2 separate regions of the Homo sapiens genome follow, and region 2 is linked to region 1. A link is an interaction called in ENCODE POLR2A ChIA-PET data of the cell type or tissue named here. Cell type or tissue: PC-9. All regions are shown on one strand.

The links. ChIA-PET counts read pairs that join two places held together with the same protein. Peaks named below come from ENCODE experiments on the same cell type or tissue, not always from the same donor. Only the 100,000 strongest peaks of a DNase experiment are listed, where the experiment ranks them.
Region 2: POLR2A ChIA-PET joins it to region 1 with 10 read pairs; 2 of 35 experiments call an interaction of 5 or more read pairs at or near these places.

The regions. Positions count from the first base shown.
Region 1 is chr2:100,682,094-100,690,093 of GRCh38, forward strand. No RefSeq gene overlaps it. Among named protein-coding and RNA genes, the nearest start is that of LINC01868, 6.1 kb to the left of the region's middle. In PC-9, no CTCF peak of the experiment used is centred here; no DNase peak of the experiment used is centred here.
Region 2 is chr2:100,823,987-100,831,986 of GRCh38, forward strand. All of the region lies in intron 1 of NPAS2 (neuronal PAS domain protein 2), which reads left to right. Among named protein-coding and RNA genes, the nearest start is that of NPAS2, 7.8 kb to the left of the region's middle. In PC-9, no CTCF peak of the experiment used is centred here; no DNase peak of the experiment used is centred here; H3K27ac peaks cover 1,008 bases.

The DNA of each region.
Region 1 (8,000 bases):
TGGCACCTTGGAGGTGGGCAGGCAGGCAGCCTCCAGCATGGGCTCTGCCTGCCATCCACCTTCCTCAACAGGTGCTTTCTTACCTAGCGCTTCCTTAATTACAGAACAGAGGATAAGGGAGCCAGTGATTCATAATTTCGTTGCTGACTTAAATTTTCATAAGGTAAGGGGAAAAAATAACATAGCTAGAGGAGGGAAAGGTATTTATAGAACTTCATAGTGATTCAGAGATATTAATAACACCTGGGACTCATCAAGTGCCATTGCCACAAAATGCTTTAATAAACAAAATAACTCAAGCTCACCATGTGCATGGAGAGAGAAAGCACAGCATTTGTCAGTCACCCACCCTCAGTTCCCAGAGTCACACTGTGATGTGCTCACCTCTATGGAGCAAACCTCTACAGCAGGCACATTCTGAGTATAGAACATTTGATCATTGCAAACCCCTCCAACAGTTAGTGTTTTTACCCGCCTGTTAAAGATAACAAATGGGGGTAAGAATATGAAGAAACTCATCTAAGGTCAATCAGCTGCTAAGTGGAGGATCTGATTCCCACCGAGGCCTGGCAGACCCAGAACCCCAGCTGGTGCACTTTGCTATCTAAAAGTCTCCGAAAGATTGAAGCATGAGCACAGGACACAGCAGGGACGAGAACAGGAGACTCTCACTTCCGGGGCTCCCATGCTCTGATGTAACACGAAATGTGGCAGAGAGAGACCTAAAAGGAGGGGTAAAAATCAGGGCTCTGGTCAGTATTCTGACACCCATCGCTTGAGTGATCTTGACTGGGCAAAACAGAAGAGGTTGCTAAGCCTCCACATTCCCATCTGTAAAATGAGGGGGCCACTGGAGTCTTCCAGTCAGTCCATGATGCAATGTTGGGTATCAGACTTACAGTCTCGCCATAAACAACTACAAAACTGAGAGAAAAATGGAAGCAACTCTTTTCAGCCATTGTACAACAGATAGTGTGGGGCTGTGGCCCTTGAAAGAAGAACACATGGAATGATGTCACATTTATGCCAGATTCCTGCCTGAGAGCATATTCTAAATTGTGACATGAAAGTGGAACCGAACTAGACAGCAGCATTCTGCCTGAGTGGAGAAAAAATATTAGTTCAGTGCTGATGAGGCAGCTGGAAATTGAGAGAGAGGATACCAAAGAAGAGGAAGGATGCAAGAAACCTGTTATCCAGAAATTTGTATAATGACGTCTTGAGTCTACGGACAAATACTAAACTACACGTGTAAACATGAAATTCCACAAGGCCTGAGACAGAACAACTTCTGGGAACTGAGAAATGCATGGAGATTCCAGAGAAGGCATAGTGCTTGGAAACTTTGGAGGTCTGATCAGCCCGAGGGAAGAAACCCTGCTACAGATGGAAGAATTCTAGGTATTCAGTTAAGATTGCAGAAAAGCTATGCTCCAAAGTAGGGGCTACTGCAGCCTGAGCTACCAAAGCCTAAAACCAACCTGTTTTGCCAGTAAATTAACTTCCTGCCAAAATAAGACTCAACATTCTTTCAAGGAAAAAAATTTAATTTAGGCCCTCAACAATATTGCATTCACAATGTAGAGCACACAATAGAAATTCACTACAAAAATAAAGAAGTAGGAAATATGATCTAATACTGGAGAAAACAATTGATAGAAACAGATACTGAGATGACACAGATAATGGAATTAACAGACAAGAAATCTTAAAGGGCTGTTACCTATTTATTCAAGGATTTATAAAGAAAATGTGGATATAAGAAACAGAACTCTCAACAGATAAGTTAATATTTTCATTGTATGTAATTATAGTCTCAGAAGGAAAGGCAAGAGATTTTACAGCAAAACGTATTGAAAATATACTGACAGAATTTTTTCCAGATTTGATGGAATATGTCAAACTAACAAGTTCAGATTCAACGGATTCAACAAATCCTGAGTATTATAAACAAAAAAAGACTACATCTTGGGATATCTCAGTAAAACGTCTGAACACCAAAGACAGAGAAAATTTTTAAATCAGTCAGAGAAATGAGACAAAATGTATAGAGGAGAACAATAAGAGTAACTGAAATTGGAAAGACTTATTTAAAGTGCTAAAGAAAAAAAAAGCAATCTAGAATTCTTCCAGCAAATATAACTTTAAGAAATAAAGTGAAAGAGATTTTCAAACTAAACAGAAGCTGAAAAAATTTGTTGATATACTGTACTACCAGAAATGTTGAAGAAAATTCATTTGACTTAAGAGAAATGAAAAAAAAATAAAAATATACAATGCGGTTGGTAGAATGTTTAGAATTAAAATGTAGGAAAAATAGCACAAAGATGGGAAGGATAAAAATGGAAGAATATTATTATTGAATTTTTACATTTTACAGGAAGTATAATGCTAAGTAAAGATTGACTGGGATAAGTTAAGGATATATACTTTAATCTCTAGTGAAACCACTATAAAACCCAAAGTCAACCCAAAGAGTAGATATAATGAAATACTAAAATTTATTCAATTAATTCAAAAGAAGGGAGGAAAGGGGGTGGAACAACCAAAGAATGGATGGGATAAATAGAAAACAAGTAGGAAAGTTGGTTAAACGTTTCAATTAAAAAGTGGAGCTTGTCAGACTGGATAAAAAGAAGAGATTGGATCATATGCTATTTACTAGACACACACTTTAAAACCAAAGGTACAGAGGAATTAAAAGTAAAAGATAGAGAAAAATATATCTTTTAATCACCAATTATAAGAAAACATGAGTAGTTATTAATATAATGTGGGGAAAAGAAAGAAAGATCAGATTGTTACTGTGTCTGTGTAGAAAGAAGTAGACATAAGAGATGCCATTTTGTTCTGTACTAAGAAAAATTCTTCTGCCTTGAGATGCTGTTAATCTGTAACCCTACCCCCAACCCTGTGCTCCCAGAAACATATGCTGTGTCGACTCAAGGTTTAGTGGATTTAGGGCTACGCAGGATGTGCTTTGTTAAACACATGCTTGAAGGCAGCATGCTTATTAAGAGTCATCACCACTCCCTAATCTCAATTACCCAGGGACACAAAACACTGTGGAAGGCCGCAGGGACCTCTGCCTAGGAAAGCCAGGTATTGTCCAGGGTTTCTCCCCATGTGACAGTCTGAAATATGGCCTAGTGGGAAGGGAAAGACCTGACCGTCCCCCAGCCCAACACCCGTAAAGGGTCTGTGCTGAGGAGGATTAGTAAAAGAGGAAGGCATGCCTCTTGCAGTTGAGATAAGAGGAAGGCATCTGTCTCCTGCTTATCCCTGGGCAATGGAATGTCCCGGTGTAAAACCCAATTGTATATTCCATCTACTGAGATAGGAGAAAACTGGCTTAGGGCTGAAGGTGAGACATGCTGGTGGCAATACTGCTCTTTAATGCACCGAGATGTTTATGTATGTGCACATCAAAGCACAGCACCTTTTTCTTAACCTTGTTTATGACACAGAGACATTTGTTCACCTGTTTTCCTGCTTACCCTCTCCCCACTATTACCCTATCGTCCTGCCACATCCCCCTTTCCAAGATGGTAGAGATAATGATCAATAAATACTGAGGGAACTCAGAGACCAGTGCTGGCGCGGGTCCTCCGTATGCTGAGTGCCAGTCCCCTGGGTCCACTTTTCTTTCTCTATACTTTGTCTCTGTGTCTCTTTCTTTTCTCAGTCTCTCGTCCCACCCGACAAGAAACACCTACAGCTGTGGAGGGGCAGGCCACCCCTTCAATTTAAGTCACTTATAAGTCAATATAATATGTCAAGGCAAACTTCAAAACCTATTGCTAGAGATAAAGAGATAAAATGAAAAAAAGGTCAATTCATCAAGACATAAAAATCCTATTTGTGTATACTCTTAATAAAAGAGCATCAGAATACCTTCAGAAAAAAATGGACAGCACTAAAGAGAGAAATAGACAAATTCAAAATCATAGTTATATATGTTTATACTCATCTGTGAATAATTAATAGAAAAAAGACAAAAAATTTAAATAACAATGTCAACATTTAATTGGCATTTATAGAACACAATGTCTGACTCCATACACATTCATTTCAGGCACACATGAAGCATTCACTAAGATGGATGATATATGGGGCCATTTAAAAAAGTCTTGATACATTTTAAAGTGTTGAAATCATAAGGATCATCTTCCTTGACTACAACAGAATGAAATTGAAGAGTAATATTAAAATAATGTCCTAAATCTCCAAATATTTGGAAGTGAAGCTACATATTTCTAAATATTCTATATGTCAAAGAAGAAGTCACAAGGGAAATTAGAAATATTTTAAAATAAATAATAAAATATTAAATATTAAAATTTGTGGCATGCAGCTAAAGGAATGCTTAGAGGGAAATATATAATATTAAATAATTACATGAGAAAAAAGGATTTAAAACTGACAGTATAAGATGCTACATCAAGAAGTTGGGGGAAAAAAAGATTTAACAGAAAAAATTAGAAAAAATTAATAAAAATAGGAAAAGAACATAATGAAAGGAAAAACAATAGGAAAATCAATAACATAAAAAGTTGTTTTTTTAAAAAATATTAATAATATTGGTAACTCCATAACAAGACTCATTTTAAAAGAGAGAGAGAAAAATTGCCAATCTCAGGAATTTAAGAGGAGCCATCACTATAAGCCCTACAGGCATTAAAAAAATAGAGGAAATTTATACCAAAAATTCAATATAAACATATTGATATTTTAAATATATAAAATTAATCAATTCCTTGAAAGACATACAATTAAACTGAACTAAAAAGAAATAGAAGAATCGAATTTCCCCTTATTTTCTAAAGACATTGAACTTGTAACTAAAAGCTTTCCTTCAAAGAAAACTCCACACTCACATGGCTTCATGGTTCAATTATACCAAGAATCTAAGGATGAAATAACACACATGATTTACATGTATAAATAAGATTTTACACAAAGTTTTTTTAGAAAATAAAAGGGTAAATATTCTCTAACTCAATTTACCTGGATACCAAAGTCATATAAGTATACTACAAAAAAGGAAAATATTAGACAGAAGATACCAAAGCAAGTTTCAGAGCAGGAGTAGAAGTTTACAAGAAAGTAAACTTGTATCTCCCTTTCAGTCAAACTCCCATCTATTCTGCCCACAAAAAGCATCAAGGCTGTAGACTAAATATGTCTCCCCCAACATTTATGTATTAAAACCTAATTCCCAATGTGATGGAGGAGGTGAGGCCTTTGGGAGGTGATAAAGTCATGAGGTTCTTCATCCCTTCCTCCATGTGAGGACACAGGGAGAAGGTGCCAGCTATGCACCAGGAAGCAGGATCTCGTCAGACACAGAATCTGCCAGCACTTTGATTTTGGACTTCCCAGCCTCTACAACTATGAGAAATAAGTTTCTGTTTGTAAGCCAACCAGTGTGTGGCATTCTGTTATATAACAATCATAACAGACTAAGACAATCACTGATTGACAATCACCATAGATTTGTTGTGCCTGTTCTAGAACTTCATATAAATGAAATCACATAGAATATACTCTTTTGTATCTCGCTTCTTTTGTTCACCATAATGCTTTGAGATTTATGCATTTTGTTGAGTCTATTTGTAGCTTATTCCTTTTATCACTGAGTACTATTGCTTTGTATGAATATTGTAGATATCATTCATTCATTTGATGGACATTTCAATTGTTTCTAGTTTTTGACTATAATGGATAAAACTGGTATGAACATTCTGTGCTTGTCTTTTTTTGTGTGTGGACATATGTTTTTTATTTCTCTTGTTATAATACCTAGAAATGGCATTTGCTGGAGCATAAGAGAAATATATGTTTAACTTTTATAAGAAACTGTCAAAGAGTTTCCCAAAGTAGTTCAATCATCTTACACTCCCATCAGTCATGAATGAAAGTCCCAGTTGCTCTGCCTTCTTTCCAGTCACCAGTGTTGTAAGACTTGGTAATTATAGCCATTATAGTGGGTAAGTAGTGGTATGTCACTATGGTTTAATTTGCACTTCCCTGATGACTAAAGATGTTGAACAGTTTTCACATGTTTATTGACCATCTGTATATCTTTCTTTGTAAAGTATCTGTTCAAGACTTTTGCTTCTTTTAAAAAAATGGAGTTTGTTTTTTTAATATTGAGTCATAGGAGTTCTTTATATATACTAGAAACAGTACTTTTGTCAGATATATGGATTGGGACTATTTTTTCCAGTCTATGGTGCTTTTTTTGGAGCAGAAGTTTTTTGTTTTGATGACGTTCAATTTCAACATATCTTTGCCTACCCCCAGGTCGTGATATTTTTCTATGCTTTATTCTAGAAGTCTTATAGTTTTATCACTTATATTCAGATCTGCAATCCACTTTTAATAGGTTTTGTATATGATGTGTAGTAGGGATCCAGCTTATCCCCACCACATAAATGTTCAGTTTTAGCACCATTTAATAAAAAACTTCCTTTCCCTATTACATTGCTTTTCTGTTGTTAAAAATCAGTTGACCATACATGCGTTTGTCTATATCTGGATTATATTTTGCTTCATTTGTCTATTTGTCAATTTATATGTTACTATCATACCATTTCAATTCTGTAGCTTTATAGTAAGTCTTCAAATCAAGTAGTATATACCCTCCAACTTATTTTTAAAATTGTTCTCCCTATTTTAGGTCCTTTTGATTTCCATATGAATTATAGACTTGGTTCATCAATTTCTACCAAACAAAAACAAAACCAAAAAATTGCTGGGTTAGGGAGAAATGACATCTCAATAATCTTGAACTTTCCAATCCATGAACATATTATCTCCATTTATTTAGATATTCTTTAATTTCTCTCAGTAATGTTTTGAGGCTTTCAGTGTGGAGCTCTTGTGCATCTTTTGTTAAATTTATGCCAAAGTATTTGGGTGATGGACTTTGGGGACTCAGGGGCAAAGGGTGGAAAGGGGGTTAGAGATAAAAGACTACAAATGGGGTTCAATGTACACTGCTCAGGTGATGGGTGCACCAAAATCTCAAAAATTACCACTAAAGAACTTACTCATGTAACCAAATGTCACCCGTTCCCCCCAAAACCTATGGAAAATAAAAAATAAGTAAAATAAAATTTTGAATACATCGAAAAAAAGAGAAAAAAATTAAAAAAAAATAAAGTCACTAAATGCTGGAAAGCTTGAGTCTTGAGAGTTATTTAGGAGAAGATCTATACCCAGGCAGCCATCCACGAAGCCTGCTGATCTCAAAGGCTGGGAGGCAAAGTCTGTTGAAGCTGAGATTTGCTCCCCAAGAATATTACAAAGTAGGCCTCTGCTGGAACAGCAGGGAGGGTGGTCAGCTGCAAAAGAAAGAAGGACAGGGCTGAGAGGAGCTCAAGAGGGAACAAGGTCCAGAGTTCAGGCAGTAGGTAGTGTGTGAGAAGAGGCTCAGCATTCTGGGTAAGGAGTGGATTCCAGCAAGAAAGCCTGACCTGTCAAACAGACTACATCCTCCCCAGGTAATTTTAACAAAATACACAGTCCGCACATCCAGGAGAGACAAAGGAACAGAATGTAGCAGTAAGAATGGAGATCTTTCAAATATGATTTATTCACCTCTAATGCACAGAGCAGCCCAAATGCAGGTGAAGTGGCTAAGAGCTGAAACCACTGATGAAGAATTTATTGGAGTGGTTTGCAAGACAGGCCCAGGATGTGCAAACCCATTTATTTTCCAATTTGTAAATCAAAATGTTCTGAGTCAGGTAGGAGAGTTAAGTCTGATGCTAAGAACTGCATGGTATAAATCAAAACAAAATTTACTATCAGGAGTTTAGAGATTCAAGTGTGAACTCAGTTTATCTCCTGTTTCCTCCAATAGCAAGGCGCTTGCTCTTGTGGCTCCCGGCCTCCAGTGTTACTCTCTCTGTTTCCCTGTGGATGGCCACTGTGGTGCTTCACACATCCCTACCCAGACCCAGTAGGGTCTCTGAGCTCTGAGCTCAAGGATG
Region 2 (8,000 bases), 140 kb after region 1:
AACCTGAGACTCAGAGTCCTTGTCAGAAAAACAGTGCAAATGATGCTTACCTTGCCAAGTTTGTAGAATTACCAGTAAAGGACGCGTGTTAGGCCTAACAAAAGTGATTGCTTTTATTACTGTTGATAGGAGAGAGGAGGCTGGAAAGCAAGGAGGACGAAGAGGTTACTAAAATATGTTCCATGTAGTTCACCAATTAGAGATTCAATTTGGTTTACCAGCAAACCCAAGGCCGGCCGTGGAGAACCGGGCCAGGGCTGGAGGGCAGGCAGCTGTGGAAGCTAATCAGAGGCAAAATGGAAAATTATTGGGAGCATGCTTATCTCCACCCTCTCCTGCAGTCCCTGGCTTCTGGTTTGCTTTGTTGATAGCCCTTCCTAGGATATTTTCATCTGAAGCTTTTCTTGGTACTTAAGCTGTAGGTTCTGTTGATCAAGACTGCTAGTGGCAATCAAGCGCTCTTTAAAAATGTAGTGGAGAGGACAAACACCTCTCCTCTTTGAGGGGCATTGGTCTATTCTGTGGTGGGTCACTTTCCAGGATCAAAGCCATCAATCTGTCTTTCCACCATAGTACGAGTTACTTGAAACTAGTGCCGAGCGTGTTGGAATTCACCTGGGGTGCCTTTTATGCTTTGCACTCTAAGATATTGCTTCCTCCTGCCATCTAGGAGAGATGGATATTGCAAGGCAATGGTGTCCTTCACCCTGATATTAGGAGGGGTCACCTGGGTGGCCCTGAAAACACTTCAACCAACATCACTCTGATTTTTTAAAATATATTTTGGGATTCCATTTATTATTTGCAAAGGCGATTTCTCTGCTACCATTTGCCTTCCACGCTCCCTGAAAGTAAATCTTGAAAACCAAGTTCTAAGAGAATGGCAATGGCAGTTTGATGTTTAGGGGGAAGGAAAAGCAGAGGAACCCCCTGGAGCCAAGGCAGGCCTGGGTGAGGGTGGAGACGAGAGAGGGAAAGGAAGGCATCGTCAGGCATGGGAGTACCAGGATGGAAATGGGAGCAGTGGTGGGGGCTGAAGCTGAGAGGTTGGACCCTAGGACTCAATTTGTGGACTTTGTTGCTTTGCTGAAGGCCGTGGCAGATAATGTTCCCAGACCACTGAAAATCATCCAGGCTTCCAGAAAACACAGGCCCATCTAAAGACAGACAGGTGACGAGGTGACAGAACCTAGTGGCGTGATTCTTCTAGCCTCTTCTGAGCCAAAAATGACATGCACAATTTTATGAATGATATTTGTGCCCCTTGGTGATAAAATATTAAGAGCTCGAGGTCATCTGAAAATTATTGGTTTTTTGTTTATAAAAGTACATAGTTTTTGGAAAAGATAGAAAAGAAGGAAAAAACCCCACAATTTCAAGATATATTTTCCGTTCAGTGTTTTTTCTATGCATTGAAATATTTTTATATTAGTTTATCTTAAAAAGCACATGGATATAATCTTGTAAAAATTTTCAAATAGCACAGAACCATTTCTAGTAGAAAGAAAAAAAATTCCCTTCATCCTTGTGGCCTACCCATAATCATCGCCCTATCTTTTATTTGCCTAGCAGAAACTGGATTTTGTACAGTAGACTGCCAACCCACACCTGCCTCTGGAGGTTTATCAGATTGGCCACTCAACCCTGGTGAGGGTGGGGCTGCTGCCCTTGCCAGTGACTGGCTCAGGGTGAGCATGCGGACCCTGTTCTAGCCAATAAAATGTGAGGGTGGGCCACTGGGAGGCTTCTGGGAAAGTTTCCCTGCTCTCAAAAGAGACAAGGAAGGAAACAGTCCTTTCCTTCCACTAGATACTGTGATATGTGGCCATAATGCCTGCAAACTGGGCAGCCATCAGCCACCAGAGGGGCTGGGCCAGGTCTCAGCTGACCTGCGGAAGAATGCAAAGGTGAAGAAGGGCAGGGGGCGGGGAGGTCTCCGTGGTGCCCTTGACTTTCTGAATTACACAAAGAAGAGTCTGTTTTTGAACATGTGTGAGATCATGAAACCATTACCAGATGAAGCAAACTGAGCTAGTTTTTCTGTTGTAGCCAAAAGCATCCCATAACTCTCCACCTTTCTCAGGAGGTAATGACTGATAACCATGGGGCATGTTCTGCTAGTCATTTTTGGCGCATTTACATATACACACACATATGTACACTTTTAAAAACTAAGGCCGGGTGCACTGACTCACGCCTGTAATCCCAGCACTTTGGGAGGCCGAGGCGGGCGGATCACGAGGTCAGGAGTTCGAGACAATCCTGGCCAACATGGTGAAACCCTGTCTCTACTAAAAATATAAAAATTAGCTGGGCATGGTGGCACATGTCTGTAATCCTGGCTACTCAGGAGGCTGAGGCAGGAGAATCACTTGAACCAGCGAGTCGGAGGTTGAAGTGAGCCAAGATCCTGCCACTGCACTCCAGCCTGGCAACAGAGCAAGACTTTGTCTCAAAAAAATAAAATTAAACTAAAAAATAAAAACAAAAACTGAACTCATTTTATGTATATTATTTAGCAACTTAATATGGCATGGATTTTTAATGACATACCTTTTTCTTTATTTTTAAAGGCTACAGAGTATTATTCAGAAGTACAAATAGGACGTTATTTAACCCATCCCTATTAATAAATAATCTATTGAGTTGACTGTTACAGTTTTTGTATTAACTTCCTTATCTGTATATCTTTATGTACATTTCAAGATTTTCTAGGTCAGGGATTATTAGGCCTGGGTAAAGGCACACCTGTTTGAAATATTGATAGATGCTGCCAAATTGGGGGCTAAAAAAAGCTATGCCTGTTAACCTCCCCATCTACAGTGTGTAAGGCCGCCTTGTCTCCATATCTTAACTAACACAAGATATTTTCCAGCTTTTAAATCTTTTTTGTGCATTTTCACATGTTTGAGGTAGTACCATTTATAGTTTTCTATTCTGATTGTTTTGACGTGAACATAAGCATTTTTCCATGACATAAACAATTTAAATTAAATTTTATTGGCTACATAATAGTTATACTTGTTTTGGGAGTGTATCGATGGTACATGAAGACGCAAAGGGAAATATTTGAAATAGAGGTTGTCTATGAAAATTAAGTGGCTATGATCGACCTTGCAGTAAACCTGAAAGATTTTCTGGAAATGGTGTTGGGAGACACACCCCTCCAGTGATATGTTTCCAAGAAAACCCTGAGGAGATGACCTTCCAGGCCTTTCTCAATCCAGTCAGATGGTAGGCTGCCCCAAGCATTTCTAAGAAGCTTTGTTGCTTTTAGAATCCATCAGATTTACAGTCAGACAGGTTCTAAATTCAGTTCTCTGAATGTACAGTAGTTACGTAAACACTTCGTACATTGCATGAGACAGCTGAAAAGTAAATTTGCTGTATTCTTTTAATTTTTTCGACTTTTATTTTAGATTCAGGGGATACATGTGCAGGTTTGTTACCTGGGTATATTGCATGATACTGAGGTGTGGGGTATGAATGATCCTATCACCCAGGTACTGATGTAGTACCCAATAGTTAGGTTTTCAGTCCTTATCCCCTGGCTCCCTGCTCCCTCCAGTAGTCTTCAGTACCTGTTGTTGCCATCTTTATGTCCACAAGTACCCAATGTTTAGCTACCACTTATAAGTGAGAACATGCAGTATTTGGTTTTCTATTTCTGCATTAATTCACTTAGGATAATGGCCTCCAGCTGCATCCACGTTGCTGTAAAGGACATGGCTTCATTCTTTTTATGGCTGCATAGTATTCCATAGTATATATGTAACACATTTTCTTTATCCAGTTCACTGTTGATGGGCATCTAGGTTGATTCCATGTCCAGTAGACATGGACATGGAATCACGATTGCTATTGTGAATAGTGCTGTGATGAACATGTGAATGCATATATCTTTTTGGTAAAATGATTTGTTTTCTTTTGGATAGATACTACTATCAGTAGTGGGATGGCTGGGTCAAATTAGTAGCTCTGTTTTAAGTTCTTTGAGAAAGCTCCAAACTGCATTCCACAGTGGCTGAACTAATTTACATTCCAGTCAACAGTGCATTAGTGTTCTCTTGTCTCCACAGTCTCTCCAGCATGTGTTTTTTGACTTTTTAGTAATAGCCATTCTGGCTGGTGTGAGATGGTACCTTATTGAGGTTTTGATTTGCATTTATCTGATGATTAGTGATATGGAGCATTTTTTTCATGTTTGTATGTCTTCTTTTGAGAAGTGTCTGTTCATGTATTTTGCCTATTTTTAAATATGGTTTTTGTTTTTTTTGCTTGTTCAGTTGTTTAAGTTCCTTATAGATTCTGGATATTAGACCTTTGTTGAATGAATAGTTTGTAAATATGTTCTCCCATTTATGTAGGTTGTCTGTTTACTCTGTTGATAGGTTCTTTTTCTGTGCAGAAGCTCTTTAGTTTAATTAGGTCCCACTTGTTAATTTTTGTTTTTGTTGCAATGGCTTTTGAGGACTTTCTTTCCCAAGGCCAGTGTCCAGACTGATGTTTCCTAGGCTTTTCTCTAGGATTCTTATGATTGAAGTCTTACATTTAAATCCTTAATTCATCTTCAGTTAATTTTTGTATATGGTGAAAGGTAGGGGTCCAGTTTCATTCTTCTGCATATGGCTAGCTAAATATCCTAGCCCCATTTACTGAAGAGAGAGTCCTTTCCCCATTGCTTATTTTTGTCAACTTTGTTGATGCTCAGATGGCTGCAGGTGTGTGGCTTTATTTCTGAGTCCTCTCTTCTATTCCATTGGTATATGTGCCTGTTTTTGTACCAGTACCATGCTGTTTTGGTTACTGTAGCCTTATAGTATAGTTAGAAGTTGGGTAATATGATGTCTCCAGCTTCGTTCTTTCTGCTTAGGATTCCTTTGGCTATTCAAGCTCTTTTTTGGTTCCCTATGAATTTTAGAAGAGTTTTTTCTAGTTCTGTGAAAAATGACATTGGTTGTTTGATAGGAATAGCACTGAATCTGTAGATTGCTTTGGGCAGTATGAGCATTTTAATAATATTGATTCTTCCAATCCATGAGCATGGAATGTTTCTCCATTTGTTTCTGTCATCTATGTTTTCTTTTAGAAGTGTTTTATAGTTCTCATTGTAGAGATCTTTCACCTCTTTGGTTAGCTGTATTCCTATGTATTTTATATTTTAATGGCTGCTGCAAATGGAACTGTGTGTGTTTTGTTGTTTTTTTTTTTTTTTTGAGACAGAGTCTCATTCTGTCGCCCAGGCTGGATTGCAGTGGCGCAATCTCAGCTCACTACAACCTCAGCCTCCTGAGTAGTTGGGACTACAGGCACGCACCACCATGCCTGGCTAATTTTTGTATTTTTAGTAGAGATGAGGTTTTGCCATGTTGGCCAGGCTGGTCTCGAACTCCTGACCTCAAGTGATCCGCCCGCCTGATCCCAGCACTTTGGAACTGTGTTCTTGATTTGGCTCTCAGTTTGGACGTTATTGGTGTGAAATAATGTAGAAATGCTACTAATTTTTGCACATTGATTTTGTATCCTGAAACTTTATCGAAGTCATTTGTCAGTTCTAGGGGCCTTTTGGTGGAGTTTTTCGGGGTTTTCTAGCCATAGAATCATATCAGCAGCAAAGAGAGAGAGTCTGACTTCTTCGTTTCCTATTTGGATGCCTTTACTTTCTTTCTGTTGCCTGATTACTCTGACTAGCACTTCCAGTACTATGTTGAATAGAAGTGGTGAGAGTGGGCATCCTCATCTTGTTCCAGTTATCCAGGGGAATGCTCTTAAAACATTTTCAATTCTGCTAGAGAAGAGAGGAAGGCAAATGAAATGGATAAAACTCATAAGAAATGTTAATCACCCTTCAGGCAAGGGCACATTTGAAAAGCACCACTCTTGGGCATGGACCTCTGATCATCCTTCTACTTCCTCACTCCTAAGTGATAGTGCATAGCCCAGGAACACCCACCACCTGCTGTCCTCCAATAGGAAAGGAAAAGGCAAGATGACAAAAGAAAAAACCTTCTCAGAGTCAACAGACCACACAAGAAAAAGATACCTTGAAAGCAAAAACAACCTATCAGTAGACTTCCTGGGGACATCATGAGGCAGCCAGCATAGCTCTTTGGTCTTTGTTGCATGCATTGAGGCATCCCAAATATCCTAACGCGAATAGAATTGTTAGTCATCAGACTACGTGCAATAACATGACAGGTGGTAGAAGAAACTTTGAGACCACGAAGAAATGAGAATGCCTCTATTTTTTATTAATTTTTATGAATGCCTATATTTTTTGGCATACAAATGCAAACATTTGTTTTCTCCTTAATTCAGATGGGTTAACTCCATTTCTTTTTATTTTATTTTTATACTATAAGTTCTAGGGTACATGTGCACAATGCGCAGGTTAGTTACATATGTATACATGTGCCATGTTGGTGTGCTGCACCCATTAACTCGTCATTTACATTAGGTATTTCTACTAATGCTATCCCTCCCCCTCCCCCGACCCCACAACAGGCCCTGGTGTGTGATGTTCCCTGCCCTGTGTCCCAAGTGTTCTCATTGTTCAGTTCCCACCTATGAGTGAGAACATGCGGTGTTTGGTTTTCTGTCCTTGGATAGTTTGCTCAGAATGATGGTTTCTAGCTTCATCCAACCCAGCAGCTAGTCATGGTTCTCCGACATGGGCTGGAGTCCTTTTGGAGTATTTTCACAAATAGTCCCCGTCAGTAGAAGTCAGATCTGTCTTTAGTGTTGTATAGAAACATCCATCCATTATTTTTTCAATCTCAGAACTTGATGGCTTCAATTTTCCATTATCCATCATGGAGGGTGAAGACCTTTTAGAAGCAGACAGCATCATACGTCCACATAGGTCACGGGACAAACAGTGCTGATCACTGCCTGTTGACAAAGTGTTGACAGTAAGGGAGGGGAGGAAACATTTTCTTGTAGCTAGAGAGGTTTTTTGAGGAGGTGGGTTGGAGTGAGGACAAGGGGAAGCCAGTCTGGCTGCTACATTGACCTACCAAATCTTGTGTTTGGGCTGGGCACAGTGGCTCATGCCTGTAATCCTAGCACTTTGGGAGGCTGAGGCAGGTGGATCACCTGAGGTCAGGAGTTCAAGACCAGCCTGGGCAACATGGTGAAACCGCTTCTGTACTAAAAATACAAAAATTAGCCGGGTGTGGTGATGGCTGTAATCCCAGCTACTCGGAAGGCTGAGGCAGGACAATCACTTGAACCCAGGAGGCGGAGGTTGCGGTGGACTGAGATTGCGCCATTGCACTCCAGCCTGGGTGACAAAGCAAGACTCTGTCTCAAAAAATAAATAAATAAAAATAAAAATAAATTGTGTGTTTGCCACGTCAGCACTTCAGTTTGTGTTGTCTACGAAAGACATGGCATACAGTATCATAAGTTACTGCAAAAGATGCCTAATTCCCTGGAGATCAAGATCTAATAACAAATACGAGGAAAACTTTAAACCCCAAGTTGTGGGGTGTGTGGTAAGGTGGGGGCGGATGTGTCAGCTAGAACCTTGCTGAGAACGATTGCTCTGCAGCTCTGTCATCTCAGCTCATCTAATGACCAAAAGCAGATGGAAGTTTTTGTGTGACCTCTCCAAGGCCTTCTTAATGGTCAGAGAGAATTTTCCTTTTATGGCCTCCCCCCTTTCCCCTTCATAGCATTGTGGGAGAGAGAGATTCATTCACAACCAATTTGCATGGCAATTTTTTAGAGGTTTTATGATCTCTCAAGCAAAATAAAATCTTCTTTACTTTCATTTGATCTGAAAAGGTACCACTTTTGGAAACTGTCCAGGGGAAGCACGGGACCCCTGGATTTGGATCCAGTTCAAGGTGGCCTTGATGAAAATAGACCCCTATCCTGCATTTTACATCTCCTTCCTGGCTTTTCTATTCTCTCAAACCTGCAAACCCATATTCTTTTTGCCTTCGTTTGCTGTCATTTACCCCCTAGCATGCTGATTCTCAGCTGCCAGGGCCCCA